4 separate regions of the Homo sapiens genome follow, and all the other regions are linked to region 4. The links are chromatin contacts, found by Hi-C or POLR2A ChIA-PET in ENCODE. All regions are on one chromosome and are shown on one strand. Each heading gives the region's core, a stretch centred on a gene start or an enhancer-like site at or near the end of the contact. The rest is flanking DNA. Distances are from core to core; before and after follow the strand shown. Region 1 holds the start of CIC (capicua transcriptional repressor). Region 2 holds the start of SMG9 (SMG9 nonsense mediated mRNA decay factor). Region 3 holds the start of ZBTB32 (zinc finger and BTB domain containing 32). Region 4 holds the start of HNRNPL (heterogeneous nuclear ribonucleoprotein L).

Evidence for each region. Hi-C counts contacts between places; a loop is a spot of excess contacts on that map. ChIA-PET counts read pairs that join two places held with the same protein, here RNA polymerase II (POLR2A). Pooled maps may share reads with other maps.
Region 1: a map of naive thymus-derived CD4-positive, alpha-beta T cell shows a loop between it and region 4 (25-fold over the local background). The contact joins the promoter of CIC here to the promoter of HNRNPL in region 4. A Hi-C loop is called at or near these places in 1 of 168 maps with a recorded cell type or tissue (naive thymus-derived CD4-positive, alpha-beta T cell), 1 of 37 single-sample maps with no recorded cell type and 9 of 50 pooled maps.
Region 2: a loop to region 4 is called in a map of ovary, with 9 times the contacts of the local background. The contact joins the promoter of SMG9 here to the promoter of HNRNPL in region 4. A Hi-C loop is called at or near these places in 1 of 168 maps with a recorded cell type or tissue (ovary), 1 of 37 single-sample maps with no recorded cell type and 6 of 50 pooled maps. POLR2A ChIA-PET finds 5 or more read pairs at or near these places in 1 of 52 experiments (T-cell).
Region 3: a loop to region 4 is called in a pooled map, with 12 times the contacts of the local background. The contact joins the promoter of ZBTB32 here to the promoter of HNRNPL in region 4. A Hi-C loop is called at or near these places in 3 of 37 single-sample maps with no recorded cell type and 6 of 50 pooled maps.

Annotation. Positions count from the first base shown.
Region 1 is chr19:42,265,623-42,272,749 of GRCh38, forward strand. It overlaps CIC (capicua transcriptional repressor), which reads left to right and starts at 3,630. Exons shown (of 21, transcript NM_001386298.1): 1 at 3,630-3,759; 2 at 6,152-7,127. The coding sequence starts at 6,162. RefSeq lists enhancers at 2,620-3,129, 5,289-5,338.
Region 2 is chr19:43,753,575-43,760,406 of GRCh38, forward strand. SMG9 (SMG9 nonsense mediated mRNA decay factor) reads right to left here and starts at 1,388. Exons shown (of 14, transcript NM_019108.4): 1 at 1,080-1,388. RefSeq lists an enhancer at 319-578 and a silencer at 809-1,168.
Region 3 is chr19:35,699,500-35,706,272 of GRCh38, forward strand. ZBTB32 (zinc finger and BTB domain containing 32) reads left to right here and starts at 5,059. Exons shown (of 7, transcript NM_014383.3): 1 at 5,059-5,124. RefSeq lists an enhancer at 2,599-2,838.
Region 4 is chr19:38,847,447-38,854,559 of GRCh38, forward strand. HNRNPL (heterogeneous nuclear ribonucleoprotein L) reads right to left here and starts at 2,540. Exons shown (of 13, transcript NM_001533.3): 1 at 2,254-2,540. The coding sequence starts at 2,520. RefSeq lists enhancers at 801-1,739, 1,578-1,667, 1,740-2,677, 2,828-2,917, 3,248-3,317 and 1 more and silencers at 1,868-2,407, 2,418-2,677, 4,398-4,777.

The sequences.
Region 1 (7,127 bases), core at 2,380-4,879, 3.4 Mb after region 4:
CTTGTAAGCAGGGGGAATCCCTACATGGACATTACAAATTCACCACAGCCAGAGAACATCCTAAACTGACAGTCGAGACCTCCTTTCACTGCAGCAGGCTCCCTAGGCCAAGTGAATTCCCTCATGCAGAGTACACACCTCTCTGCTAAAAGTCTAATTCTCCCTCACTCCTGATGCAAACGGACTGTGGAACACAAAACCCTACCCTGATCAATAAAAATCTCCCCCAAACATAATGTAAGCTCCCATGGGCAATGTGAACCTCTGTCCCTTATGAGCCTCCCCACAGACATTGTAATCTCTTTCATATCGATGACAAAGTTAACACAGACAGGGCACATCTCCATGCATGGAGAACTCTCTGTGGCTGCTGTGAACCCCTTTTGTGATAGCATGAAGCACTCCCCATGGGGCTACCTACAAAGGCAGTGTGCACTCTCTTGAGTGTAAATTTCCCCCAGATTCAGCATCTACCCAATGTGCACAATATAAACTGCTTTGTCAAACCTCCCTCAACTCCGGGTCCACCCAATATGGAAGGATGAATTGTCTTTTAGGATTACATTAACGGCTAGATGCAGCGGCTTATGCTTATGATCCCAGCACTTTGAGAGGCCAAGATGGAAGGATGGCTTGAGGCTAGAAATTGGAGACCAGCCTGGACAACATAGTGAGACTCCATCTCTACAAAAAAAAAAAAAAAATTAGCAGGGCATGGTGGTGCATGCCTGTGGTCCCAGCTACTCAGGAGGCTGAGGCAGGAAGATTGCTTGAGCCCAGGCACTCAAGGTTGCAGTGAGCTATGATGCTGCTACTGCACTCCAGCCTGGGCGACAGAGTGAGACCCTGTCTGAAAAAAATAATAATAAAATAAAAATAAATAAAATTAGGCCGGGAGCAGTGGCTCATGCCTGTAATCCCAGCACTTTGAGAGGCCGAGGTGGGCAGGTCATGAGGTCAGGAGTTCGAGACCAGCCTGACCAAAATGGTGAATCCCCGTGTCTACTAAAAATACAAAAATTAACCAGGCATGGTGGCATGCGCCTGTAATCCCAGCTACTTAGGAAGCTAAGGCAGGAGAATCGCTTGAACCCAGGAGGCACAGGTTGCAGTGAGCCGAGATCGCGCCACTGCACTCCAGCCTGGGTGACAGAGCAAGACTCCGTCTCAAAAAAAAACAAATTTAATTAAAAATAAATAAATAGGCCGGGTGCAGTGGCTCACACCTGTAATCCCAGCACTCTGGGAGGCCGAGGCGTGCAGATCACGAGGTCAGGGGATCGAGACCATCCTGGCTAACACAGTGAAACCTCGTCTCTACTAAAAATACAAAAAATTAGCCGGGCGCAGTGGCGGGCGCCTGTAGTCCCAGCTACTCGGGAGCCTGAGGCGTGAACCCGGGAGGCGGAGTGTGCAGTGAGCCGAGATCATGCCACTGCATTCCGGCCTGGGCAACAGAGCGAGACTCCATCTCAAATAAATAAATAAATAAATAAATACAATTATATTGCAGTAGTACTAGTAGTATGATAGTTTAAGATTATATAAATAATGTAACAGGGCCGGGCGCAGTGGCTCACGCCTGTAATCCCAGTACTTTGGGAGGCCGAAGTGGGTGGATCATGAGGTCAGGAGTTCAAGACCATCCTGACCAACATGGTGAAACCCCGTGTGTACTAAAAATACAAAAATTAGCCGGGTGTGGTGGTGTGTGCCTGTAATCCCAGCTACTCAGGAGGCTTAGACAGGAGAAACACTTGAACCCAGGAGGCGGAGGTTGCAGTGAGCCGAGGTTGCGACATTGCACTCCAGTCTGGGCGACAGAGCAAGACTCTGTTTCGGGGAAAAAAATAATAATAATAATAACAACAGTGTAGGTTATAAGATTCCTTCCGAGTGTGAACTCCTCGTGGACAGTGAATTTCCCCCAATCTCAACACAAATAATTTGTGAACAGTGGGACTTTCTCATAGATGTGAATATCCTTCATATTCCATGAACCCCATTGGACAACTAATATTTCTTCTATGCTATGAACTAGCTCTATGCCCTAGCACATTCTTTCACACGTAGTTTGAGTGTTTCATGGACAGTATGACTTGCAATAGACTGGATGCAGTTTCCTCACAAGTGGTGTGAATTCCAGTGTGGAATCTGAACCTGTCACAGGCAAAAGAAAGCCTCCCTGCGGCCAGCGTACCCATATTGCTTCCCATTAGCCTCGGACCAGGGCGAATACAAAGTGGAGGGCATAGATGCATTGCAGACAGGTTCACCATCTGGTTGTAAACCCGTATCTGGGCAGCAGGCATCTACTACAAACAGGGCATCTCCCTGTCCTCCTCCACTCCAGTGTGATACCCTCCTACCCCTGGGATCTTTAAAAATCTGCCTCTGTCAGGGGCGTACACCCACAAAGTGTAGCTCTCCACGTAATGCAGTGCGAAGCCCCAAGAAGCGCTGCATTTCGTCATCTCGGCCCCCTGCCCCAATGCCTAGTGGGCTGTCAAACTGCGCTGTCCTAAATGTCAAACTCTTGGAGGAGGTGACCTGTCCCCCGGGCCCCAGGCCGCGCGCGTTGCCTATACTGCAGCGCGCGACACCCCACAAGCGCGCGTTCTCTCCCCTCCCGGTGGCAACAGGGCTTTCCGCGGGGCCGCGCCAGACTTTTCGAGACCGTCAATTGGTCGTAGTCCCGGCCACCCGGCAGCCAATCAACAAGGGGAAAGGTGACATCACTGGTTCTCCTCCCCTCCCCCAATCCAAACTTCCCTACTCCGTCTACCGGCAGCAACAACCACGTGGGGGAGGGGTAAGAGAGTAGAACCGGTGAGGTCATTGCACCGCCCCGGCCGCTGCTGATTGGCTGCGGGGCTCGCGGGTGGCGGTTGGCTGCTCCTTGCACCTCCCCCTCGTGCCGCTACCGCTGCCACTGAGAGGAGCCACCGGCGACGCCAGAGCCAGGAATACGGGTGAGTCGGGGCCCTGGGTCTAAGATACTCCTGGCGTCCAGTGAGACTCACGACGAACTGCCCTTTTCGACTTTTTCTCCTCGCCGGGTTTCTTTGGTGCTCCAAGCACTCTGTCACATGGGAGTTGTAGTCTGCCTTGTACTGTCGGCTATGGGCCGAAGACGTGAGAAGACTACGGTTCCCAGCAGGAACTGCGACTAGCCGGTCAACAAACGTTCGGGCCACGCCTTCTACCTCCGTTCATTGGACAACCCGTCCCTTAGCCCCTCCTCCTTTCATTTCATTGGCTACTGTCCCTCACAGAGGCTGGGTTCCGGCCTAGGCTGCATGGCGACTGGGTACTGTATTTGTCATTTGGAACTAAGACGGCCTGCAATTGGACACGACTGGTGTCCTTCACTTGTTGTAGGGTAGGGCCCTAGGCAGATCAGGCAGTCGTAGGCTCAGGTTGGTGTCGGTCCCGGAGGGAGGCCGGTCTTGGACTTTGGCCCCGCCCCCTAGCGCTGCCCGATGGGCCCAATTGGTCGCCGCGAGCGTCGCTCGTCGTCGAGAGGCGGAGCCGACCAGTCTGCGGATATCTATTGGTCTAGGCTGGCGCCGGTCAGTGGGGTTGTGATCGCTGATTGGCTGGCTGCTCCAGCTGTTGCAGGTCCATTCACCATTTTGTGTGTTGGAGTAAAAAAAAAAGGGAGAATCGAGAGGGAGAGCCGGAGGGGGGGCGGGGAGGGACCGGACCGGACCGAGCCGGGGCCACGGCCCCCCGCCCCGAAACCCCGCCGAGCCCAAGGTGAGGGGCGGGGCCAGGGCTGACACAGGAAAGGGGGGTCCGGGGGGCTGGGGGCCGAGAGGGGACAGGTGGCAGGGACGGGGAGGGGGTACAGGGGGAAAGGGGTGGGCGGAATGGTGGGAAGGGAGGAGGGAGTGGAGGAAGTGGTGGGGGTTTGACAGAAAAAGGGTAACTGGGGGAGGGGGTGGTGGGCAAAGAAGGGTAACAGGAATGGAGGGGTGACAGGACTAGATCAGGGTGACAGGGAGAGGGAGGGGACAGAGTTGGAGAGTGTGACAAGGAGAGGTGATGGGGAGAGAAGGTGACAGGTCCGGAGATGGCTGACAGGACAGTGACTGGGAGGAATAGGTGACAGAGATAAATGGGGGTGACAAGGAGGGGGTGACAGGAGGGGGCCTAGGGCATTTTAACCGAGAGGTAGAGATAGAGGTAGTGACAGGATGAGAGAGAGAGTGTCAGAGAAGCTGGTGCCAGGAGGGCTAATGGGAACAGAGGGTATGAGACCCCAAAGAGCCAGGGCCTGGGCTGGCCTGGGCTCCGGGAGTTACTACTCAGATCTGAGGAAGGTGAGGGCCCCCGGGGCTTGGGTGGGAGTTATTCAGACAGGGTGGACAGGAAGAGAGTAGGCCCTAGGGGAAAGAAAGCAGCTCTGGGGCGAAGAGAGGCTGGGCCAGGCAGCAAGGTCTAGGGGTCCAGGCGGCATAGTTGTAGGCCCTGGGTGGGGTATGCAAAGGTTTGTGCTTGGAAAAAACTGGAGCCAGATCTCAGTCCCCAACATGGTAGTCTAGTGGGTCAGCGGGTATTAGGTGGTGATGGCTGCCCAACTTCTGGGCATTTGGGTGCCAGCCCCGGGACGCCCTCCAGGCTCTGCCTGTGAGGACCCCAGGATTGGCCCAAGAAAGGGCAGGCCTGGGACTCCAGGGTCCACAGGAGGAGCAGGCCCCTAGTGAGAGAGCATGAGGTCAAGGGTCCCCCAGTAGCTGGAAGACTGAGTCGGGGTTGCCTCTCATTGTGTTTGGCTTATGGTTCTGGGTCCCCCAACCCTCCTAGAGGCCTCTGTTTTGGCCTCTCAGGTTCTCTTAGTCACTTCAGAGTAAAGTTTTTTCCCCTTTTCTTTTCTCAGGGCAGCTCGAAAGGGGGCGGGCAGTAATGACTGTTCAGGAAGTGGGTGAGGTTGGCCTGTTGGGCTTGTCCTGCTTTCTTTGACCTTATCCCACCTATCCCCACTTGGAGTTGGAGGGCATATTTGGGGGCCTGCGGGGGGCTAGCCGACTCAGCCACCCTGCCAGAGCCAGCCCAGCCAGGGCGGGGATGCATGCAGGCAAGAAGAGGGGGGCTGGGCTTGCGGGTATCACGCTGGGTGCTGTGGGGGGAGGAGCAGGCTCCCATCCAGTGGGACAGAGAAACCCTGGGGTGTAGCTCTGTGTCCCACTGTGTGATGACGTGTGCGTGCTTCTGTGCGTGTGTGTGTGTTTGTGCGCGTGCGTGTGCTCATGCACGGCCCCGTGGCAGTGCTGGGTATGAGCTCTTGCCCCAGACATGCCCCTGCCTGCTCCCTGCCAGGATCTGGGGAGATGGCTGTACCTGGCAGCCCTAGGGTGCAGAGCAGAGTGGGCAGCCGTCCCTCGGGACTCTCAGCTGCCCACTTCTTCCCACAGTGCCTGGCCATGCCAGGCTGCCCAGAGGGGCAGAGGGAGGGTGGGGGGGTGGAGAAAGGCTCATATCACAGCCCAGTCACCACCCTTTTTGTGACTTGGTACTTGTGCATGTGTGTGTGTGTCTGAGTGCATGTACTCTCTGCATGGTGACAGTGCGAGTAAATGTGCCCTCTGGATCATGTGACAGGCAGCACACTGAAATGGTCAGGAGCACGGACTCTGGAGCCAGAGAGCCTGGGTTCAGACCCTAGCACTGCTGTTTCCCACCTGGATGATCTTGGACAAGTTGTCTCATCTTTTTGTGGCTCAGTTTCCTCAGGTGTGAAATGAGGCCGATAGTAGCACCTGCTTTTAGGGCTGTTGTGAGGATGAAACAGGTTAATAAAGGCAAGCTTAGCATGGAGTTCAGGACACAGGGAGTGCTCCATAGGTGTGAACTGTTAGTGCTTTTGATGTCCCCTTGGGGCATTCAGAGCATGTGCTCTGTGTCCTTTGCAGAGCCAGCAGGTGTCTGTTCCCCAAGGAGCCAGAGTGTGTATACTCAGGGGACTCAGGTGCTCACCTGTGCCTGGTGCTGACTGAGGTATCACATGAGTTGACAGCAGCCAGAGAGGAGGCCTTGGGGATGGTGGGATGGAGACAGTAGACTCAGCAAGTGGGAAATCTTAGGGTACACTGGCTCTGGAGAGGTTCCTGAGTTGCTCCGCGTAATCCTCCGCTCTCCCACCCTGCAGGTGGACAAAAATGAAGCCAATGAAGAAGGCATGCACTGGCCTTTCAGGTCCTGGCAGTGGCAGCAAGTCCCCCCCAGCCACCAGGGCCAAGGCTCTGAGGCGGCGAGGGGCTGGGGAGGGTGACAAGCCAGAGGAGGAGGATGACGAGGCACAGCAGCCGCAACCACAGTCCGGGCCCGAAGAGGCTGAGGAAGGGGAGGAGGAGGAGGCTGAGCGGGGCCCTGGGGCTGAAGGTCCTCCACTGGAGCTGCACCCTGGCGACCCGGCTCCAGGCCCAGCAGAGGACCCCAAAGGGGATGGGGAGGCAGGCCGCTGGGAGCCCTCACTCAGCCGCAAGACAGCCACGTTCAAGTCTCGAGCGCCCAAGAAGAAGTATGTGGAGGAGCACGGAGCTGGCAGCAGTGGGGTGGCTGGGGCCCCTGAAGAGCGGGTGCGGACCCCTGAGGAGGCCAGTGGCCTGGGGGTGCCTCCACGGCCACCCACCTCCACTCGTTCCTCCTCCACTGACACAGCCAGCGAGCACTCGGCGGACCTGGAGGATGAGCCGGCTGAGGCTTGTGGTCCAGGCCCTTGGCCCCCTGGCAGCACCAGTGGCAGCTATGACCTGCGGCAGCTGCGGTCCCAGCGGGTGCTGGCTCGGCGTGGTGATGGCCTTTTCCTGCCGGCTGTGGTGCGCCAGGTGCGCCGAAGCCAGGACCTGGGCGTGCAGTTCCCTGGTGACCGAGCCCTGACTTTCTATGAGGGGGTGCCAGGCGCTGGTGTGGATGTAGTTTTGGATGCCACACCCCCACCAGGTGCCCTGGTGGTGGGCACAGCTGTCTGTACCTGTGTGGAGCCCGGCGTGGCTGCCTACCGGGAAGGTGTGGTGGTGGAGGTGGCCACCAAGCCAGCTGCCTACAAGGTCCGTCTCAGCCCTGGCCCCAGCTCCCAGCCAGGCCTACCAGGCAGCCTCCCGCAGCCCCCACAGCCACTGCAC
Region 2 (6,832 bases), core at 138-2,637, 4.9 Mb after region 4:
CTCAGCCTCCCAAGTAGGTGGGATTACAGGTGCATACCACCAGGCCGGGCTAAGTTTTGCATTTTCAGTAGAGACGGGGTTTCGCCATGTTGGCCAGGCTGGTATCGAACTCCTGGCCTCAAGTGATTCGCCAGCCTCGGTCTCCCAAAGTGATCGGATTCCCCGGGTAAGCCACCGCACCTGGCCTCCCTGTGCCCTTTATTCTGGGAGCTTCCACAGTATCTGAATGTGGGGAGTTCCTTGGAACTTAAAAGCCCACCTAAACCAGGTGTGGAGGATACAGTGAGCCGAGATCGTGCCACTGCACTCCAGCCTGGGCGACAGAGCGAGACTCTTGTCTCAAAGAAAAAAAAAAAAAACCCCACCCACATGCAAGCTGGGGACTTCCAATGCTGTTTCCGGGCTCCTTTGGGGATTACCCCCAAACTTAGGAAAGCTGGTCTATTTAAGTGTCTGCTGATGGACTTCTAGGGTGACTTCCCGAAAATTAACAAATCGAATTTACATATTTTTGGGGAGTGTCTCCTCAGTATTTAGGCATCGCTTCACACACTCCCTTCGGGGATCTCCCAGAACCTCACTATTTGCAAATATTTGGGGAGACTCTCCCGATTCCTGAGTATGTAAGCCCACTTCGTGGGGCACTCCCCAGCCCAGAACTGTAGTCGATTTGCACATTTTCCTAAGGACTCCCTAGGATTTAAACTTCTCTCTACGGGGTTCTAGAAGGGAGCCTCCCCCGGATTTAGGCATTGCTTTACAAAGCTTCCCTCGGGGAACCCAACTCAAGTTTCTCGTTACACGTTATTGGGGCGGCCTCCCCAGTACTTGACGGGCAGTTTGCAGGCTGTACTTGGATCTCGCAGAGCATAAGTTTCTCATTTACACGTTATTTCCGTCCCCCGCCCCCATTCCTGCCAACCCAGTATCGAATTGACGGTCGCCGGCCCCCTACTCAGTGCCGCACCCCCGCCGGACGTCCCAGCGACCTTTCAATGGCCAAGGCGGGGGCGGGGCCTGCCGGAGCGCCCCGCCCGCCGCCGGTGCGCTAGCCTCGCGCGGGCTCGCGGCCCCCTTACCTAACGCGGCTGCTGATTGGTTCTCGGGGCGCGGTGTGCGCTCTCCCGTGACGGGAGTCGGGTGGGGGCGGGGAGGCTGACCCAAGCCACCCGCCTGCAAATGGCGTCTGGGGGCCAGGAACGTGGGAAGGAGAGAAAATGGGCACTCCCCACTCCGAAACCGGCCTCGGCGTCCGGGTTGCAGCCCCTAAGGAAAGCTGGGCCGAAGGAAGAAGAGGAGGAGGATGTAACGCGGGCCCGAGCTGAGATCAGTTCCCTCAGGCGACTCGTCCTGCGCATGCGCTGAGGGCTGGAGCTCGAGAACTGAATGCGCTCGCCGGGCTGAGCGTGCGTGGATGGAGGCGGTCGGCTTCAGCACGCATGCGGGTTCCGGAGCGGGAGGCGGGAGGACGCCGCGGCTCTGACTCAATGCGCGTGCGCGCGGTTGGGGGGTTGAGGGTGGGGAGATGAGTAGGGAAATGGATACGCCGAGGAGCCGGCAGGAGGGAGAGCGGCCCGGATCTGGGGTTCGAGTTGTGCCTCTTCGGTGATGTTGGCGGGATGCAGTGGGGTGGGACGACAGGGAGGAATTTCACTGTTCTGGGCTGAGTGCCAAGAACACATGAATGAATCAGACTTGGCGTGCGCCCTGGAAGACACCCCGGCCTGTGGAGAGACTGCCAGGGCCTCAAATCACTTAGGAAAGGGCGCGGGTCCGGTTGGACCTTGAAGGACAGGCAGGCGAGGGTACTCCAGGGAACAGCTAAGCAAAGGCGGCGAAGACCCCGGGGGAAGAGGTCTAGACTGGCTTGGATTCAGGGTCCACCTGGGTGGGAGGTGAGGCAGCAGAATGGGCAGGTCAGACCCTGAAGGGTCTCCAGTGTCAGTTTTATCCTTAAGGCCTGGGAGATGCAGAATAGTCTGAGACAGAACTATGTTTAAAACCCTCGAAGGCCGCGTTGGAGAAGGGAATCCGCTCCAGGGTCGAAAATTTAAACACACGTGGGCGGAGTCTTGCGCGCGCCAAAGAGGAACATTGGGCGACGGGCGCGGCCTGGAGAGCGCATGCGCATTCGGAAGGGTCGGCAGTTCCCCAGTGGGCAGAGTGGGTGGATGGGAAGGTTCTAGCTTTTTATTTGAAATTTTATTTATTTTTATTTTATTTATTTATTTAGAGACGGAGTCTCGCCCTGTCACCCAGGCTGGCGTGCAGTGGCGAGATCTCGGATCACTGCCGTCTCCACCTCCTGAAATTCAAGCGATTCTCCTGCCTCAGCCTCCCAAATAGCTGGGATTACAGGCGTCCACCACGCCTGGCTAATTTTTTGTATTTTTAGTAGAGACTGGGTTTTGCCATGTTGGCCAGGCTGGTCTCGAACTCCTGACCTCAAGTGATCCGCCCGCCTCGGCCTCCTAAAGTGCTAGGATGACAGGCGTGAGCCACCGTGGCTGGTCTAAAAAAAAGTTTTTTAAAATTATATTTGAACAGGTATTACATGTACATACACAATTCAAACCTCTCTGGCTGTATACAATAAAAGTAAGTTTCCACCTCTGGTTCCCATTTTCCTTTCCTAAAGCACTGGTTCCCGGTTTCCTTCTGGAGCTGCTGTTATAATAAAGCATTGGAGTTAAGAGCATGTGTTGAGTTCATATAAATAGCGGCTGAGCTTGACCAAGTGACTTAATACTCTCTACTTCTACGTCCCTGTTTGTGAATTGGGTGTGGTATAACCTTACTTACAACATTGCCGCCAGCATTAAATGGGTGAGAGTGCATAGAACAGTGCCTGTTGCCTAATGGTACTGTGTGTTGTCTCTGTGTATTATTTTGTGGTCTACCATGCTGATAGTTGTAGATTCTGAGCAGCCCTCTCCCCTCCAGGCCTCATCCCTACTGTCATTGTCCCAGTACCAGTACCAGGTGGAGCCACCTCTCCAGGCTGCCACAGGTAGAAACACCAGTCACCCAGAATGACTTGAGTCCACTGTTGATGGATTCTGGGGAAAGATTCTGGGTGTTTGATAAAGATACACATGACAGGCCATCTCTGTATTATGTCTATCAGTGTCCAATTTTACTTCTTCAGCTCAGGCCATATCTGAATTTCTCAACCCCAGATCACTCACGATTGCCAGTTTCACGTCAGGGCAACCCTCAGAGGTAGAATTTTCTTAAAAGAGGGAAAGAGGAGGCCTGGCATTGACCTTGGACCCACTGTGTACCAGGCTGTGTGCTCTCTGCTTTATATACATCACTATAATCTTCTCCCCTAATTTGTTTAACAGATGTTGGTCCGCGCAGTGACTCACGCTTGTAATCTCAGCACTTTGGGAGGCCGAGGCAGGCAGATCACCTGAGGTCAGGAGTTCAAGACCAGCCTGGCCAACATAGCGAAACCCCATCTCTACTAAAAGTACAAAAATTAGCCGGGTGTGGTGGCATGCGCCTGTAATGCCAGCTGCTCGGGAGGCCGAGGCACGAGAATCACTTGAACCCAGGAGGTGGAGGTTGCAGTGAGCTGATATCGCACCACTGCACTCCAGCCTGGGTGACAGAGTAAGGCTCTGTCTCAAAAAAAAAAAAAAAAAAAAAAAAAAACAGATGTAGACAAATGAGCCTGGAAGAGAGAAGGGCCTTACCGAAGTCCCCATAGGCAGGAAGCAGCAGGGCCTGGATTCAAACCCGGGCCTGGATTCAAACCCAAGCCTGTCTCACTCCAGAGCAAGCCTACACTTTTTCCCTGGCACCGGGGAGCCAGCCTGGTGATGAGTCAGCAGTACAGTCAGGCACCCAGTGAGCTGCCTTTTGTATTAGTGGCATGGTATGCTGTTCTGGAGATATATCATACTTTAACACTTTCTCTGTTGATGAGCATTTAGACTGTTGCTGAACTTCTGCTCTTACAAACATTTACTGCAGGGGTTTGTGTGTATGTTTCTGTTTTCTAATTTTTTCTTTTTCAGACATGTTCTTGCTGTCTCGCCCAGGCTGGAGTCATGTAATACAGTTGTGGCTCACTGCAGCCTCAACCTCCTGGGCTTAAGCAATCCTCCCACCTCAGCCTGAGGAGTAGCTGGGACCACAGGCATGTGCTACCACACCCAGCTAATTTTCTATTTTTTGTAGAGACGGGGTTTCACTATGTTGCCCAGGCTGTCTCAAACTCCTGGCTCAAGCAGTCCTCCTGCCTCAGCCTCCCAAAGTGCTGAGATTATGCTACAGTTAATATCCTGGTACACGTGGCTGCATGTATATGTTAGTATTGTCAGTAGACTATCTCATTTGAAGTGCAAGTAGAATTGCTGGGTCAAAGGGTATGCACATTGGGAATTTTGAGAGCCATTGCCAAATGATCTGTTCATGTCTTTATTTTTTGTTTTTGAGACAGGGTCTCCCTCTGTCACCCAGGCTGGAGTACAGTGGCATGATCATAGCTCACTGCAGCCTCAGCTTCCCAGGTTCAAGCAATTCTCCTGTCTCAGCCTCCCGAGTAGCTGAGACTACAGGCATGTGCCACCACACCCGGCTAATTTTTGTATTTCTTGTAGAGACAGAGTTTCACCATGTTGCCGAGGCTGGCCTCAATCAATCCTTCCACCTCAGCTTCCCAAAGTGCTGGGACTACAGGTGTGAGCCACTGCGCCTGGCCCTGTTCATCTCTTTTTCACTTTTTGTTCATTTCTTTCATTTATATGTTGAATGAATTATGGAACTCTAGTCATCTGCCAGGCACAGCTGTAGGCTGGAGATCCTGTAATGAATAGGAAAAGCACCTGCCCTTTGGGAGCAGATATTCTAGTGGGGCAGATGACATCAGATAAAGGATGCTTGGAAGAAAAGAAAATCGGGGGTGAGGATTGGGAAGACATTGCAAAGGATACAAAATTTCATTTAGACAGGAGGAATAAATTCAAGAGATCCAGTCCACAACATGGTAACTATAGTTAGTAACAATGTATACTTGAAAATTGCTAAGAGGATAAATTTTCAGTGTCCTCACCACAAAAATGATAAATATGTGAAATAATGCATATGTTAATTAGCTTGATTTAGCCATTGTACAATGTATAAATATACAAAACATGTTGTACACCATAAATATATACAATTTTTATTTTTCAATTAAAAATAAAGTCAGGTGCCGGGCGCAGTGGCTCACGCCTGTAATCCCAGCACTTTGGGAGGCCGAGGCGGGCAGATCATAAGGTCAGGAGATCGAGACCATCCTGGCTAACATGGTGAAACCCCGTCTCTACTAAAAATACAAAAAATTAGCCAAGCGTGGTGGCGGGCGCCTGTAGTCCCAGCTACTCCGGAGGCTGAGGCAGGAGAATGACATGAACCTGGGAGGCGGAGCTTGCAGTGAGCCAAGATCGCACCACTGCACTCCAGCCTGGGCAACAGAGCGAGACTCTGTCTCAAAAAAAAAAAAAAAAGTCAGGTTACAGGAATTGACAGTGATAGAGGTCACAGAGAGTGACAGGTGGCCAGGGAAGGCCGCTTTGAGGGGATGACATTTGATCAGAGGCCTGAATGCAGTTAAGGAAGGTCAGGAAATGAGCCATCTAAAGATGCTGAAGAACGGCCAGTAAAAGACCCCAAAGTGGGAGTGGGCCTGGCTGTCCAAGGATGGTCAAGGTGGCCAGAGTGGCTGAAACAGAGCAAGGGAGGGAAAGAAGGGCAGGATTATTTAGAGACGGAGCTGTAGACAGGGCCAGTTTACATAAAGTCTTACAGGCCATGGTAAGCATTTGGAATTTACTTCCAAATGTAACAAAGCCATTGCAGGGCTACAAACAAGCACCGGCTTGTTCCAATTAATGTTTACAAAGACTTCTCCAGTGAACAACAAAAATTAACAGTGATTGCCTATAGGGATGAGGGTTATAGACAGATGTGGGTCAGGGCTATGGGAACTTAAAAAGCGTTGTTGTTTTTTTAAACCACGTAATTATTAGCTATGCGCAAAAATGTTCAGTGAAAACAGTGCTGGTTGCTGTGAGGAGAATGGCCTGCAGGGGCGGAAGCAGGAGATGAGAAAGCTGGTGTCCTTGCCTGGGCAAGAAAGGATAGTGGTTCTGGAAGAGGGTGGTGCTAATAGATGAGTTGAGAAGGGTCAGGAACTGGGATCTTTTTTGAAGGTAGCGCCAAGAAATTAAACATGGGGTGTGAGAGGAAGCATGAATCAGGGGTGACTTGAAAGTCATCCTAGAGATCTGTTGTACAACAGGGTGACTCTCATTCATAACAATGTGTTATATGCTTGAAACTTACTAAAATAATAGATTTTAAGTTTTCTCACACCACAAAAAAATAAGTATGTGAAATAATGCATATGTTAATTAGCTTGATTTAGCCATTCCACAATGTGTACATATATTAAAACATCATGTTATTTGCAGCATTAAAAAAAGTTCTAGCGGGGAGGGGGGAGGGATAGCATTAGGAGATATACCTAATGCTAAATGACGAGTTAATGGGTGCAGCACACCAGCATGGCACATGTATACATATGTAACAAACCTGCACATTGTGCACATGTACCCTAAAACTTAAAGTATAATAATAATTAAAAAAAAAAAGTTCGAGAGGTTTTGGTCCTGGCCAACTGCCTGAAGACTGAGACTTTTTTTTTTTTTTTTTTTTTTTTTTTTTTGAGATGGAGTCTTGCTCTGTCGCCCAGGCTGGAGTACAGTGGCGTGATCTCGGCTCACTGCAAGCTCCGCTTCCTGGGTTCATGCCATTCTCCTGCCTCAGCCTCCCGAGTAGC
Region 3 (6,773 bases), core at 3,809-6,308, 3.1 Mb before region 4:
TGTAAATAAGGCTTGTTGAGTGAGAGGACTTCTCAACCAATCCAACCCAGGATCTACCAGACAAGCACTTCCTGAAGGTAATGTGGTTCAGGGGTGATCTCCTGGGTCAGGCAGATCTGGGTCTGAATTCCAGCTTCGGTTACTCCTCAGGGAGTAACCGAAGCTGGATCCGCCCGCCTTGGCCTCCCAAAGTGCTGGGATTACAGGTGTGAGCCATCAAGCACCCAGCCGGTTTTTTTTTTTTTTTTTTTTTTGAGATGGAGTCTTGCTGTGTCTCCCAGGCTGGAGTGCAGTGGCGCAATCTCAGTTCACTGCAACCTCTGCCTCCCGGGTTCAAGCGATTCTCCTACCTCAGCCTCCTGAGTAGCTGGGATTATAGGCATGCGCCACCATGCCCAGATAACTTTTGTATTTTTGGTAAAGATGGGGTTTCACCACGTTGGTCAGGCTGGTCTCGAACTCCTGACCTTATGACCCACCCGCCTTGGCCTCCCAAAGTGATTGGATTACAGGCGTGAGCCATCATGCCCGGCCTCGTTTCTTCATCTTTCAAATAGGAAAAACACAGTGTGAGGTGTGATGAAGAACTCAGGCTTGGATTCAGGTCTTGCATCATTCTACTCCTTGCTCAGCCATGGACTAGCTGTGTGAGCTGAGATGAGGAGCTTCACCTCTGTGAGCCTTGGCTGCCTATTCCAATGCGTGTTGGCGTCATTCTGTTTCCTATAGTGGCTGGGGATTCCCTGGGACCATGTGTGTCTGCACTGTGGTCACTGTAGTTGGCAGGATGGAGGCAGTGTATAAAAATGTTTAGGAGCTTAGGCTCTGGAGTCAGACTGCAACAGGCCTAGTTCAAATTCCAGCTCTGACAATTACTCCCAGTGAGATCTTAGGAAAATCAGTTTCTTCTCTGAACCTGTTTTTGTTTTTTTGTTTTGTTTTGTTTGAGACGGAGTCTTGCTCTGTTGCCCAGGCTTGAGTGCAGTGGCGCGATCTCGGCTCACTGCAACCTCTGCCAGGTTCAAGTGATTCTCCTGCCTCAGCCTCCCCAGTAGCTGGGATCACAGGCATGTGCCACCATGCCCAGCTAATTTTTTTTGTATTTTTAGTAGAGACAGGGTTTCACCATGTTGGCCAGGCTGGTCTCGAACTCCTGGCCTCAAAGGATCCACCCGCCTCATCCTCCCAAAGTGCTGGGATTACAGGCATGAGCCACTGTGCCAGGCCAAACCTCAGTTTTTGTATCTGTCAAATGAGAATAATAACAGTAAATATCCGATAGAGTTTACTATGAAGAGTCAATCTGATGATGTAGGTAAAGCACTTAAAACTGGTCTGGGGCCTGGCACAGTGGCTCGTGCCTGTAATCCCAGTACTTTGGGAGTCCAAAGCAGGAGGATCCCTTGAGCCCAGGAGTTTAAGTCCAGCCTGAGCAACATAGTGAGACCATCTCTACAAAATAATAATAATAAATAATAAATTAATTAATTAGTGATGCATGGTGTTGTGCACCTGTAGTCCCAGCGACTTGGGAGGCTAATGTGGGAGGATCCTTTGACCCCAGGAGGTCAAGGCTGCAGTGAGCCATGATCCTGCCACTGTGCTCTAGCCTGGGCAAGAGAGCAAGACCCTATCTCAAAAAAAAAAAAAAAAGCAAAGATATTATGAGACTGATTTTTTAAATACCTTTCTCTAGGCCAGGTGCAGTAGCTCACGCCTGTAATCCCAGCACTATGTGAGGCCGAGGCAGGAGGATCACTTGAAGTCAGGAGTTCGAGACCAGCCTGGCCAACATGGTGAAACCCCGTCTCTACTAAAAATACAAAAATTAGCCGGGCATGGTGGCAGGTGGCTGTAATCCCAGCTACTCGGGAGGCTGAGACAGGAGGATGGCTTGAACCCCGGGAGGTGGAGATTGCAGAGAGCTGAGATCGCACAACTGCACTCCAGCCTGGGCGACAGAGCAAGACTCTGTCTCAAAAATAAATAAATAAATAAATAAATAAATAAAATACCTTTTTGTACATGTCAGTCCATTTTCCCAAAACCAGGGCCAATGTGATCAGACCCCATCCCCATCTACAAAATCAATCCTACTTAATCATAGTGTAGCTTGAAGGTTGGGCTCTCACCACAGCAGGGTTCGAGTTCCAGCAATGCCCGTAACTGCTGCGGGACCCTAAATAAACGACTTCACCTCTTTGACCCTCAGAGGTTAACCTGGCATAGTAATCGCCTCCCTCACGGGGTTATTTAGGTTTCAACGAGTTGATGCACAAGCGTGGCACATGGAAAGGGCTCGGTAAACACGAGGTGCTATTACTCCCACCACAGTGCCAGTCCTTCTCCCTTTTTTACTTTATTTTTTATTTTTATTTTTTGAGATGGAGTCTTGCTCTGTCGCCCAGGCTGGAGCGTAGTGGCGCCATCTCCGCTCACTGTAACTTCCGCCTCTCGGGTTCAAGCAATTCACCTGCCTGGGCCTCCCGAGTAGCTGGGGTTACAGGCATCCCCCACCACGCCCGGCTAATTTTTGTATTTTTAGTAGAGACGGGGTTTCACCATATTGGTCAGGCTGGTCTCGAACTCCTGACCTCAGGTGATCTGCCCGCCTTAGCCTCCCAAAGTGCTGGGATTACAGGCGTGAGCCACCACGTCCGGCCCCTTCCCCCATTTTAGCGGTTTCGCTCCCTATCGGGGCCAGGGACGCCTCAGGCTGTCTCGGTCAGGACCTACAGCTCCGGTTGTTGTCCCAGGCTCTTCCGCGAGGTGCTCTCCTGTCTCCTGACCACCCCCATTCCTCCCCACTCCAGCTCCTCAGCGAGCGGCTGCGAAGGACGCGCACAACAACACTCCGCGCAGCGGGAAGGTACCGAACTCGCATCGCAGCCTGAAACTGCTCAACTAAGCTCCCGCCCCGCTGCTCTCTGGTCAATCTAAAGCGAAGACGAGCCTTAGGGCCAATCAGAAGCGACAGCGGTGGAGTCATGCCCGCCTGCTTGAGGCGCCCTGGCGTCTCATTGGCTATGCTTGAGAACGAATCCCAGGCTAAGCCACTTAGAAAGGAGCGGAGCCAGCCAATCAGCGGTGCAACCGCCGCGGGGGCCGGGCCAGAAGCCCCGCAGACAAGCACCTCGGGAGACTGGCGAGGGGCGAGCTCGCAGCTTGTTAGCCCCGAAGCCCTGCCCAGGGGGAAACCCTGCTGGAGGGAGTCTAACCCCCGGGCCAGTTAATGTTGGGGCAGCGCAATCGGCCGTTCCCTCTGCGGTATGGTTGGAGGTGGGAGTGCTGACACGTCCGCGCGCAGTTACTCCTGGCTGAGCATACAGTCGAGGTGGCAGTGGGAATTGGAAGTGCAAGTGTCACGCTGCCAATCACGGGGCAAGGCACTGCCCCCCTCTTGTGTCTTTCCTGTCCCTGTACACTTCCAGGCTTCCAGGCGAGGCAGAGTGAGCTGTGCCAGCAATCGTGGTGGAGTGGGACAAGAGAGAAAAGGGAGCTGTTCACAGGCACCGAAGCCTGGCTGGCTCTTTTTTTTTTTGAGACGCCGTCTCGCTCTGTCTCCCAGGCTGGAGTGCAGTGGCGCGATATAGGCTCCCTGCAATCTCCGCCTCCCGGGGTTCAAGCGATTCCCCTGCCTCAGCCTGCCGAGTAGCTGGAATTACAGGCGCCCGCCACCACGCTCAGCTAATTTTTGTATTTTTAGTAGAGACGGGGTTTCACCATGTTGGTCATGCTGATCTCGAACTCCTGACCCCAGGTGATCCGCCCTCCTCGGCCTCCCAAAGTGCTGGGTTTTCAGGCGTGAGCCACCGTGCCCTGCCTGGCTGGCTCTTTTATTTTATTTTTATTTATTTATTAGAGACAGGGCCTCACTGTGTCGCCCAGGCTGCAGTGCAGTGGTGTGATCATAGCTCACTGCAGCCTCGACCTCCTGGGCTCAAGCGATCCTACTACCACCTGGACCTCTCAAAGCCCTGGGATTACGGGCATGAGCCACCGTGCCTGGCCTTGGCTTGCTCTTACGGGCCTCCCAGCCAATCAGGTGTGGCGGCAGCCTACACACCCCCTACACACCTCACAGATGGTAAAGGGTTGAGAGAAAGGTGACAGGGTTTGCAAATGGGAGCTACTTAGGGTGGCAAAATAGAAGCAAGAAAGGCAGGTCAGGCACGGTGTCTCACGGCTGTAGTTCCAGAATTTTGGGAGGCCCAGGTGGAAGGATTGCTTGAGCCCAGGAGTTCGAGGCTGCAGTGAGCTATGATTGCACCATTGCACCCCAGCACCGGCAACAGAGGGAGACCCCGTTCATAAAATAAAAATGAAATAATAATTTTTTAAAAAGCCGGGCGTGGTGGCTCACGCCTGTAATCCCAGCACTTTGGGAGGCCGAGGCGAGTGGATCACGAGGTCAGGAGATCGAGACCATCCTGGCTAACATGGTGAAACCCCATCTCTACTAAATGTACAAAAAATTAGCCGGGCGTGATGGCGGGCGCCTGTAGTCCCAGCTACTTGGGAGGCTAAGGCAGGAGAATGGTGTGAGCCCGGGAGTCGGAGCTTGCAGTGAGCAGAGATCGCGCCACTGCACTCCAGCCTGGGCGACAGAGCGAGACTCTGTCTCAAAAAAAAAAAAAAAAAAAAGGACAGTAGTACTCCTGAGCACTTGCTGAGGGAGCCTCCAGGGCTGTTCAGGTGAAGGAGAATCAGGGTCCAGTCTCTTCGTGGAGAGAGTGGGAAAAGGCAGACTCCACAGCAGATCAACGCTGGGGCCCGGCTGGAAATCAATGAAATCTCAGCCTAAGAGGCCTGAAGCCTATGGACCAATGAGACTCAAGGCTCTGCCCCTTCACAGCCAATCAGCTGCGGGTCCGAGGCAGACGCGCGGGAGTGGCGCTGTCCTAGGTGCCTCCCAGGCTGCCCAGCGTGCTCAGCTGGCCTGAGCGGGAGAATGCGGCCCGCGCTGCAGCCAATCAGCGTCCGCCTCAGGATCCAGGGGTGACCACGTGCGGGAGCGTTGCGTCCCTGGCCTCGCTCCATTCCCCACTTTTAACGGTCACTCGGCCTTAAGCCGTCCTGGGTGTATGTGAGGCTGAAAGGGAAGGAGGAACAGGGTCTGGGCCGGTGAGTGCCATAGTTTTTCTTACTTTACTTTCTTGGGCTTGGGCCCGGCCCAGGCAAATCTGGGGTATGGGGGCTTGACTGGACCTCGTTGATGATTGGGAAGTGCGGGTTGAGGGCTTTAGCCCTTGGGGCTTTCCTCTGCCTTTGAGAGGCTGGAAATGCAGCCTCCTGGCCACCTTTAGGCCTAGGTTTGGCAGAGGCTAAGCCAGCTTGCTCTCTGAGTTGGTCCACGGCCCCCGAGGCCAGCCTGAGTAGGAAGGGTGTTGTGGGGAAGTTGGAGGTCCTTAACTCTGCATGAGGTATGGCCTCCGGACAATGAGAGCTTATCAAGGGTCTCTGGACTGAGCCTGGATCCGGTGACTGAAAGGAGAGGCCTGTGGATCTCCAAAGGTTATGCAGGGGCTGGGCGCGGTGGCTCACGCCTGTAATCCCAGCACTTTGGGAGGCTGAGGCAGGTGGATCATTTGAGGTCAGGAGTTTGAGACCAGCCTGGCCAACATGGAGAAACCCTGTCTCTACGGGGTTTCTAAAAAAAATTACCTGGGCGTGGTGGCACACGTCCGTAATCCCAGCTACTCAGAAAGCTGAGGCAGGAGAATCGCTTGAACTCATTGAACTCAGGAGATGAACGTTGCAGTGAGCTGAGATCACGCCATTGCACTCCAGCCTGGGCGACAGAATGAGACCCTGTCTCAAGAAAAAAAATGAAAAGAAAAAAAAAGTTATGTAGGAAGTCACTGGCCAAGAGATGAAACTAGTGTGCACATGAAGGTTTCCTGGGGTCTTTGGAGCCAGCCTGGGCTGGGAGTGAATGTTCTGGACTCCAGGTTGAGATGTTCTTGGCAGATTTCCCAGTATGGAGTCCAGGTTGGATGATGTGGCCAAGAGGTTAGGCCAGTAATCCTCTGGAGATTCTAGGGAGAAGGATTCTGAATCCCAGCCGAGCTGTTTGCGCTGGATGAAGTATTATTGCCTTGTGGTGGCTCTGTACAGAACTGGGATTGGGTGGCCAGGCGTGGTGGCTCACACCTGTAATCCCAGCACTTTGGGAGGCTGAGGTGGGTGGATCACCAGGTCAGGAGCTCGAGACCAGCCTGACCAACATGGTGAAACCCTGTCTCTACTAAAAATACAAAAATTAGCCAGGTGTGGTGGCAGGTGCCTGTAATCCCAGCTACTCAGGAGTCTGAGGCAGGAGAATCCCTTGAACCCACGAGGCGGAGGTTGCAGTGAGCAGAGATCGCACCACTGCACTCCAGCCTGGGCAACAGAGCAATGCTCTGTCTCAAAAAAAAAAAATTAATTAAAAAAAAAAAAAAGCAGGGCCAGGCGTGGGGGCTCACATCTATAATCCCAGCACTTTGAGAGGCCAAGGCGGGCGGATTACCTGAGGTCAGAAGTTTGAGACCAGCATGACCAACATGGAGAAACCCCATCTCTACTAAAAATACAAAATTAGCTGGGCGTGGTGGCACATGCCTGTAATCCCAGCTACTAGGGAGGCTGAGGCAGGAGAATCGCTTGTACCTGGGAGGCGGAGGTTGCGGTGAGCCGAGATCGTGCCATTGCACTCCAGCCTGGGCAACAAGAGCGAAACTCCATCTCAAAAAAAAAAAAAAAACTGGAATTGGGTCATGTCTGGAGCTTTT
Region 4 (7,113 bases), core at 1,290-3,789:
GCAAAAACAAGAATTATTTTCTTGCTGTACAAGATGACGCCCCACTGGCCTCTGTACTGTTGTAGACCCAGTCAGATAAAACAGTTGGAGGTCATCCGTGAAGGATGCACAGGAAAGACTAGGGGCAGCAATTGAAGCCAATCAGCCCAGAAGGATTCTGGGTCAGCAGAACAGTGGTCCTGAGTGGGTGATCACTTGCCCACTGGCTCTTGCTGTAGCTTCTGAGGAAGGTATAACGGAGGGAGGGCCACACAAGTCCCAAATCTTACGTTCTTCCAGGGACCCCCCTCTCTTCCCACTGGTCCACTCGACCAAGGAAACATGGGAAAAGAGTAGCTGGAAAAGGAGATACACTGGCAGCAAGGGCTCTAACAGCTATCTGCTACAGTTTGAATGAGGACATCCCCTTTGCATGTGCCCCAAATTCCTTGCCCTTTAACTGGCTGAGCCACCATCATCTAGCTAAGCACACCTGTTCCCCACCACTCACACCCAGGTTCAGTCAGGGCAAAAAACAACACATGCCCCAGAAACTGGGGCAGCCAGGCCAGTCTTGACCCCTTCTAGTCTTGAATCGCCCTCCCACCAAAATCTGCTTTGGAAATTACTGCCTAGGTCAGACTAAGAAAAACCAGACAAGAAAAGTCTTTTATTTATTTTTTGAGATGGAGTCTCACTCTGTCACCCAGGCTGGAGTGCTATGGCGTGATCTTAGTCCACTGCAACCTCCGCCTCCCAGGTTCAAGCGATTCTCCTGCCTCAGCCTCCCGAGTAGCTGGAATTACAGGCCCTCGCCACCACACCTGGCTAATTTTTTTGTATTTTTAGTAGAGACGGAGTTTTGCCATGTTGACCAGGCTGTTCTCGAACTCCTGACCTCAGGTAATCTGCCTGCCTCAGCCTCCCAAAGTGCTGGGATTATAGGCATGAGCCCCCACTCCCGGATGGAAAGTCTTTTAGAAAGACCAGAGACTCCAACCCATACCATTAAGAACCGACTGCTCCTTCCTAAGAGAAGTATCTTACACCCACCGACAAAAGCCTCTGGTCATCAGGAGAAAGATTAACTCTCTTCCGCCTCTCCTGGGCTCTGGGGCCGGCCCCCTGTCTGAGAATCACTGGGCAGAAGTGCGTGGAAGGTGGGTAGAATTGGATTCTATTTCAGGAGCGATCCACGCGAACCACAGGGTGAGGCACTCCCGCCAGGTTAGCAGCTCCCACAAATGGGAGTTCTAACTCCAGCCCTGCCCCTCACTAGCTGTGCCACCTACAGTAATTCACCTCATCTCATCTCTCTCCTGGCCCATTTCCTCCTTTGTAAATCGGGAATCCCAGTATCTCCCCCAACCTCAGGAAGCGTTAAGGATTTTCAATTAAGATGTCTTTAAAATGTGTGGGACAAGGCCAAGATTAAAACGCTAGCAACTCGTAACCCCTAAACCCTGGAAAACCCTGCAAATAGGCGGCCCTGTAAGACTTCAAGATTTTGGAAAGAGTGGGGACTGGGCCCCACTCCAAAAGCAACGACTGGTGTTTTCGGAGGGACTGATTACAGGGGGTCGAAATGCTTCCAACATGGCCAGGAAATAGTTTGGTTTATCAAATCCTCGGTACCCAGTGAATCCCCGGAAACTGTAAGCAAACTTGTGATGGTTTCAAGGCTTCGCTCAACTCCTAAAAGGCTAAAAGTGCATTTCACAAGTCCTCTTCCCATTTTCAATGCCTACAAAAATGAGAGCATCTAGGCTCAAACACATCCATTTCTGTATAGACACAAGGCTGGGCCTTAGAGATTAAGCTGCCATCAGACGGAATTCCCCACTCTAGAGAACAAGGCCGCCGCCCACCCGTTCCCGCTCACCAGGCGCTCCCCTAACCGCCCACGAGGCCGGGCGGGAACACTGCGCCTGCGCATGGAGCCAGCGAAGAAAATGATAAAGGGGAAAAAAACCGGCCGGGCCGCGTGCCCGGCCCCCACACGCCAGCCCGCGGCGCCTGCGCACTGGGCCATTCGCCTCACGAGCTACTTCCTCTGCGCTCCCCCACACCCCGCTCCGGACCCCGCGCACGCGCAGGCGCCTGTCCTCGCGCAAACCCCGCCGTTTGCCCAACGGCCGCCCCTCCCCCACACCGTCAACGACGCGATGGCCTGGGCGCGTGCGCAGAGGCCCCCCTCAAAAAATAAAATGCCCTCAAGCTGGGAAATTGTCCCCCAGTTCCCGGCCTTCCCAGCGCCTAGGGCCCTGGCCTCACCCCACCGCCGCCGCCGCCCGCCGCCCCGGCTCCTCCACCGCCACCGCCGCCGCCTCCGTGCTGGTCGCCGGCGTTGTCAGTCTTGAGCCGCTTAGGGGCCCGGCCGCCCTCACTGCCGCCGCCGTAGTAGCGGCCACCGCCGCCTCCGCCGCCCGCCGCCGCCATCTTCACCATCGCTCCCGACCGCCTCCGCTGCTCGTCCGGCTGCTGCCTCTGCTCCAGCCGCCGACGCCGCTTCTCCGCCCGGGGCAGCAGCCTCCGCGACATGGCGGCGCAGAACCCGCCTCCCCCCGCCTCTCATTGGGGGAGGGACACGCCCGTCACCCGCCGCCCCCACCCGATAGGGGGAGCCACTGGTCCCGCCGCGGGGGGAGGGTAGGCCGCCACACGCCTTGCGCGCTTATTGGACATTGCCCACGCCGTTCTGCAGGAGGGCCCGCCCTTGTTTGTCTGAGACACTCCTTATAGGTGGTCGCTTTCTGCCAGTCTTTCCGTCGACCCCGCCGCCTTAAAATAAAATCCAATTTGATAGGTCGGATTTCTGGCGCTGCTGGCCTCCCTAAAAGCACCTGATAGGAACGGCGCTCTAAACCTCCCAAGAATCTCCGCCTCCCTCCCACTTTCATTGGTCTCCTCGCTAATCCGTCAGCACCAGTCACAATGACGACCTTCCCGCGCCACTTCGCAAGGAGACAAGGAAGCCCCGCCCTTTTTTGGTCTCTCTCCAGTGGTGGTTACAGATGCCCATTCTTCTGCGTCTCCACTGATTGGTCAATGGAGAGTGGAGCGCACCCTCTCACCAGATGGTAGGACTGTTGATACGCTCTGATTGGATGAAATGGGGAGCCCCGCCCCAGGGTAGGCGCTCTTTGGTGCAGTATACGAAACGAGCGAAGGCGAGAACGCATGCGCAAATACGCTTTCAGGCACCGCCCAGAGGCGGGGCCCCCTTATGGAGCGACCGCTGTGTGTGCGCCGGAAGGCTAGACCAAGATTGACAGGAACTCCCAGGGTATCTCTGTCGCCATCACTATACCGTGTTCATTTCTACCTCTAGGAGGAATTGTTAAAATCCCAAATCTGAGCCTTTTCCTCAGTAGAAAACCACTCGCTGCTGCCGACTGTCTTCGGACCCTGTCCAGTTCTAAATTCAGCCGCAACCCCTTTCAGTTTCCCTTGGGAGAAGGCTCTTCCGCGCACTCTCCATGTGTGCCCATGCAGTCCCTTCCACCTGCAATAGTCCACTACCCCTCCTGCAGGAGCTAAGGGCCAAGTCATCTTGTCCGTGCGATCTAAATTAACAGGTCCCTGCCATCCCAGACCCCCAGGATTCCCTTCAAAGCCATAACTCGGGCCAGTGGTTTTCACCTGACAGCTCGACCCCTCTGAGCACCACAGGAGGTCCTGGCCCCGACCCTGGAGAGGGTGGCCACCTACCAAGCGCCCAGTACAGCACCTGGCACAGTGCAAGCCCCCTGCACAGGGGAGGCGTTCTTGTGATCTGTGCCTGCGTCGGGCCTTTCTTCCTCAAGGGCGGGGTAAGACCACCCGCACTGCACCAAGAGAATGTCGGAGGGTATCTCCAGACTCCGGCGAAGCCCAACTGGCGGAGCCTGGGGGGTGGAGAGGAGCGCGCCCCAGTTATCACGCGCAGGCAGCGGGGTCAAACGGGGATTAACCCGGGATCCCGTCCTACGGCATTTAACATTATGGGGCTGCCCGCGCAGGGTGTGGGGGGGAACACCTTAGCGAAGCTATTGGCAAGTGACGATATCGCCAAAGGGGGGAAAAGAAATAAAAGCGAAGCTAGCGTCGTGAGAAACGCGGCGGACGCCCCAAAAGTGCTCCAGGACCTTTCTGCCCGGCTGATGGGGGATTTCGAGTTGAGGTCCGGGTGGAAACTAAGTTTGAAATGGAGGCCGTGTGTGGTGGCTCACACCTGTAATCCCAGCACTTGGGGAGGCCAAGGCGGAAGGCTCGCTTGAGCCCCGGATTTCGAGGTTGCAGTGAGCCGTGATCGCGCCCCTGCACTCCAGCGTGGGCGACGGAGCGAGACCCTATCAGAAAAAATGGGGTTTATGGCAATACAAGAGGGGACAGGCCTGGTGGCTCTGCCGGTGAGGGGAAATAAAGTTAGGGGAGGGGGCCTTGCTGGGGACCTCGGTCAGCTCCCCCGGACACCAGGAAGATCCGACCACGCCAACGGAACAGAGACGGGGGCGGGGCCGCGTCTGAAGCACGTGGCCCGCGTGACGGGAGGAGGCCGGGCCGGTCGCGACGAAGGGCGGGGTCGCTCCGTCCCAACGTCAGAGGAATGCGGTGGGGGGAGGGGGAGAGAGAGGGCCCCTCCCCTCCCCGCCCCCGCGGCCGGCCCGGACGCCCCTCGCGCCGGCGCGCACGGCCGGAGCACGGCGGAACGGTCTCCCCGGCGCCGCACGTTCCAGGCCGCCGGCCCGGCCTGGTGACCCGCACCCCCCGCGCTCCCGGCCACCGCCCCGCCCCCACCCCGCTGCTCGGACCCTGGCCCCCGGCCGCGCGCGGCGCCGCCCGCCAGTGCCCCGGTCACCTTCCCGCACCCCTCGCCCCCAGCCCCTACCAGCTCGGCGGCGAGCCTGACCGGCCGTCCCGGATCGAAAAGAGCAGACACTGGGAAGTTTTGGGAGAGGGAGGGGCGGGCCTTAAAGGGACCACGACCTTTTTTCAGCCCCGTGGGGGGAAGAAAAATTGGGGGCAGGGGGCGCGGGAGCGGGGACACGGCAGGAGACCGAGGGTCGCCCCGCGGGGGAATGGAGGAAACCAGGCGAGAAAGGAGCGGGAAGACCTTGGAGCCGCGGTGTTCGGGCTCCGCGTCCCTTTTCCCCAAAAATCCACCCCCGCCCCCCGCAGACGGAAAGTCACGCAGTTGTTTGAGACTCGCGCATCTTTCCTCCTGGTCAGGCAAGTGTCTTGGCTGAGGCAAGTGTTTGGGGTGTACATTGCTCACATAAGGAAATGGGCTGGAGGGACGCAAGTGACTAACCCAGGATGCCACAGCTTGCAAGTGGCATGGCGGGGCTGGTCTGACGCCGGAGCAGACGCATCACCACTGCACTTGCAGGGCTTATTAGGGTGATGGGGTAGGCTGTAGAGATGGGGGGTTCAGAGCAGGGGACTGGAGCCACCCTACCGGGGTTCCAACGTGGAAGCTGCATTTACTGTCTCTGGCCTTAGGAAAGTAACTTAGCCTTCCTCATCCGTTAGGGGGATGGCAGTAGGAGCTTCGTCTGGGTCGTCATGAGGAATGCAGAGAATGGAAACGGGACCTTAGAGGACTACCCCCATTTCACAGTTGAAGTAAAACTGGCCCAGAGAGTGGAAGAACCGCGAAAAATTACCACAGCTGGGCAGCCTCTGAAAGAGCAGGTCGCTCCCGTTCTTAATCCACACAAAACTTAATCGGACCCTTGCAGATCCTTGTAAACCCATGCCAGCCGGGCACGGTGGCTTCCCCTGTAATCCCAGCACTTTGGGAGGCCGAGGTGGGCAGATTGTTTAAGTCCAGGAGCTCGTGACCAGCCTGGGCAACATGGTGAAACCTTCTCTCTACATAAAATACAAAAAAATTAGCTGGGCGTGGTGGCGTGCAACTGTAGTCCCAGCTACTGGGGAGGCTGAGGCGGAAGGATCACTTGAGCCCAAGAGGTGGAGGCTGACAAAGCGAGACCCTGTCTCAAAAACAAACAACACCCCAGAAAAATATGGCTGGGCGCCGTGGCTCACGCCTGTAATCGTAGCACTTTGGGAGGCCGAGGCAGGAGAATCGCTTGAGGTCAGGGGTTCGAGACCAGCCTGGCTAACATGGCGAAACCCGGTCTCTACTTAAAATACAAAAATTAGGCTGGCGTGGTGGCAGGCGCCTGTAATCCCAGCTACTCAGAATGCTAAGGCAGGAGAATTGCTTGAACCCGGGAGGTGAAGTTTGCAGTGAGCCGAGATTGTGCCACTGCACTCTAACCTGGGCAACAGAGTGAGACTCTGTCTCAAAAAACTAAAATAAATAAAATAGGCCGGGCACGGTGGCTCACACCTGTAATACTAGCACTTTGGGAGGCTGAGGCGGCTGGATCACGAGGTCAGGAGATCAAGACCATCCTGGCTAACACGGTGAAACCCCGTCTCTGCTAAAAATAAAAAAAAAATTAAAAAAAAAATTAGCTGGGCATGGTGGCAGGCGCCTGTAGTCCCAGCTACTGGGGAGGCTGAGGCAGGAGAATGACGTGAACCCAGGAGGCGGAGCTTGCAGTGAGCCGAGATCGCTCCACTGTACTCCAGCCTGGGCGACAGAGCGAGACTCCGTCTCAAAAATAAATAAATAAAAGTAAAAAATAAATAAATAAATAAAATAAAGAAAAAATAGTAATGCTGCTGTGACCATTCCTAGTGATATCTTCTTGTGTCCATGTGTGAGAGTTTTAAGGGCATGTAGGTAGGAGTGGGATTGCTGGGTCGTGTAACATATTTTGACATTATTGGGTAGTAACAAATTGTTATTCAATATATCTGTACCATATATTCCCACCAGCAGTATATGAGAAGGTCTCATTCTTTTTTTTTTTTCTTTTGAGACAAGAGTTTCAATTTGTCCCCCAAGCTGGAGTGCAGTGATGCATACACAGCTCACTGCAGCCTCGACCTCCTAGGCTCAAGTGATCCTCCCACTTCAGCCTCCTGAGTAGCTGAGACCGCAAGCACATGCCATCATACCCTAATTTTTTTTTTTTTTTTTTTGAGATGGAGTCTCACTTTGTTGCCCAGGCTGGAGTGCAGGGGTGTGATCTCCACTCACTGCAACCTCTGCCTCCCAGGTTCAAGCGATTCCTC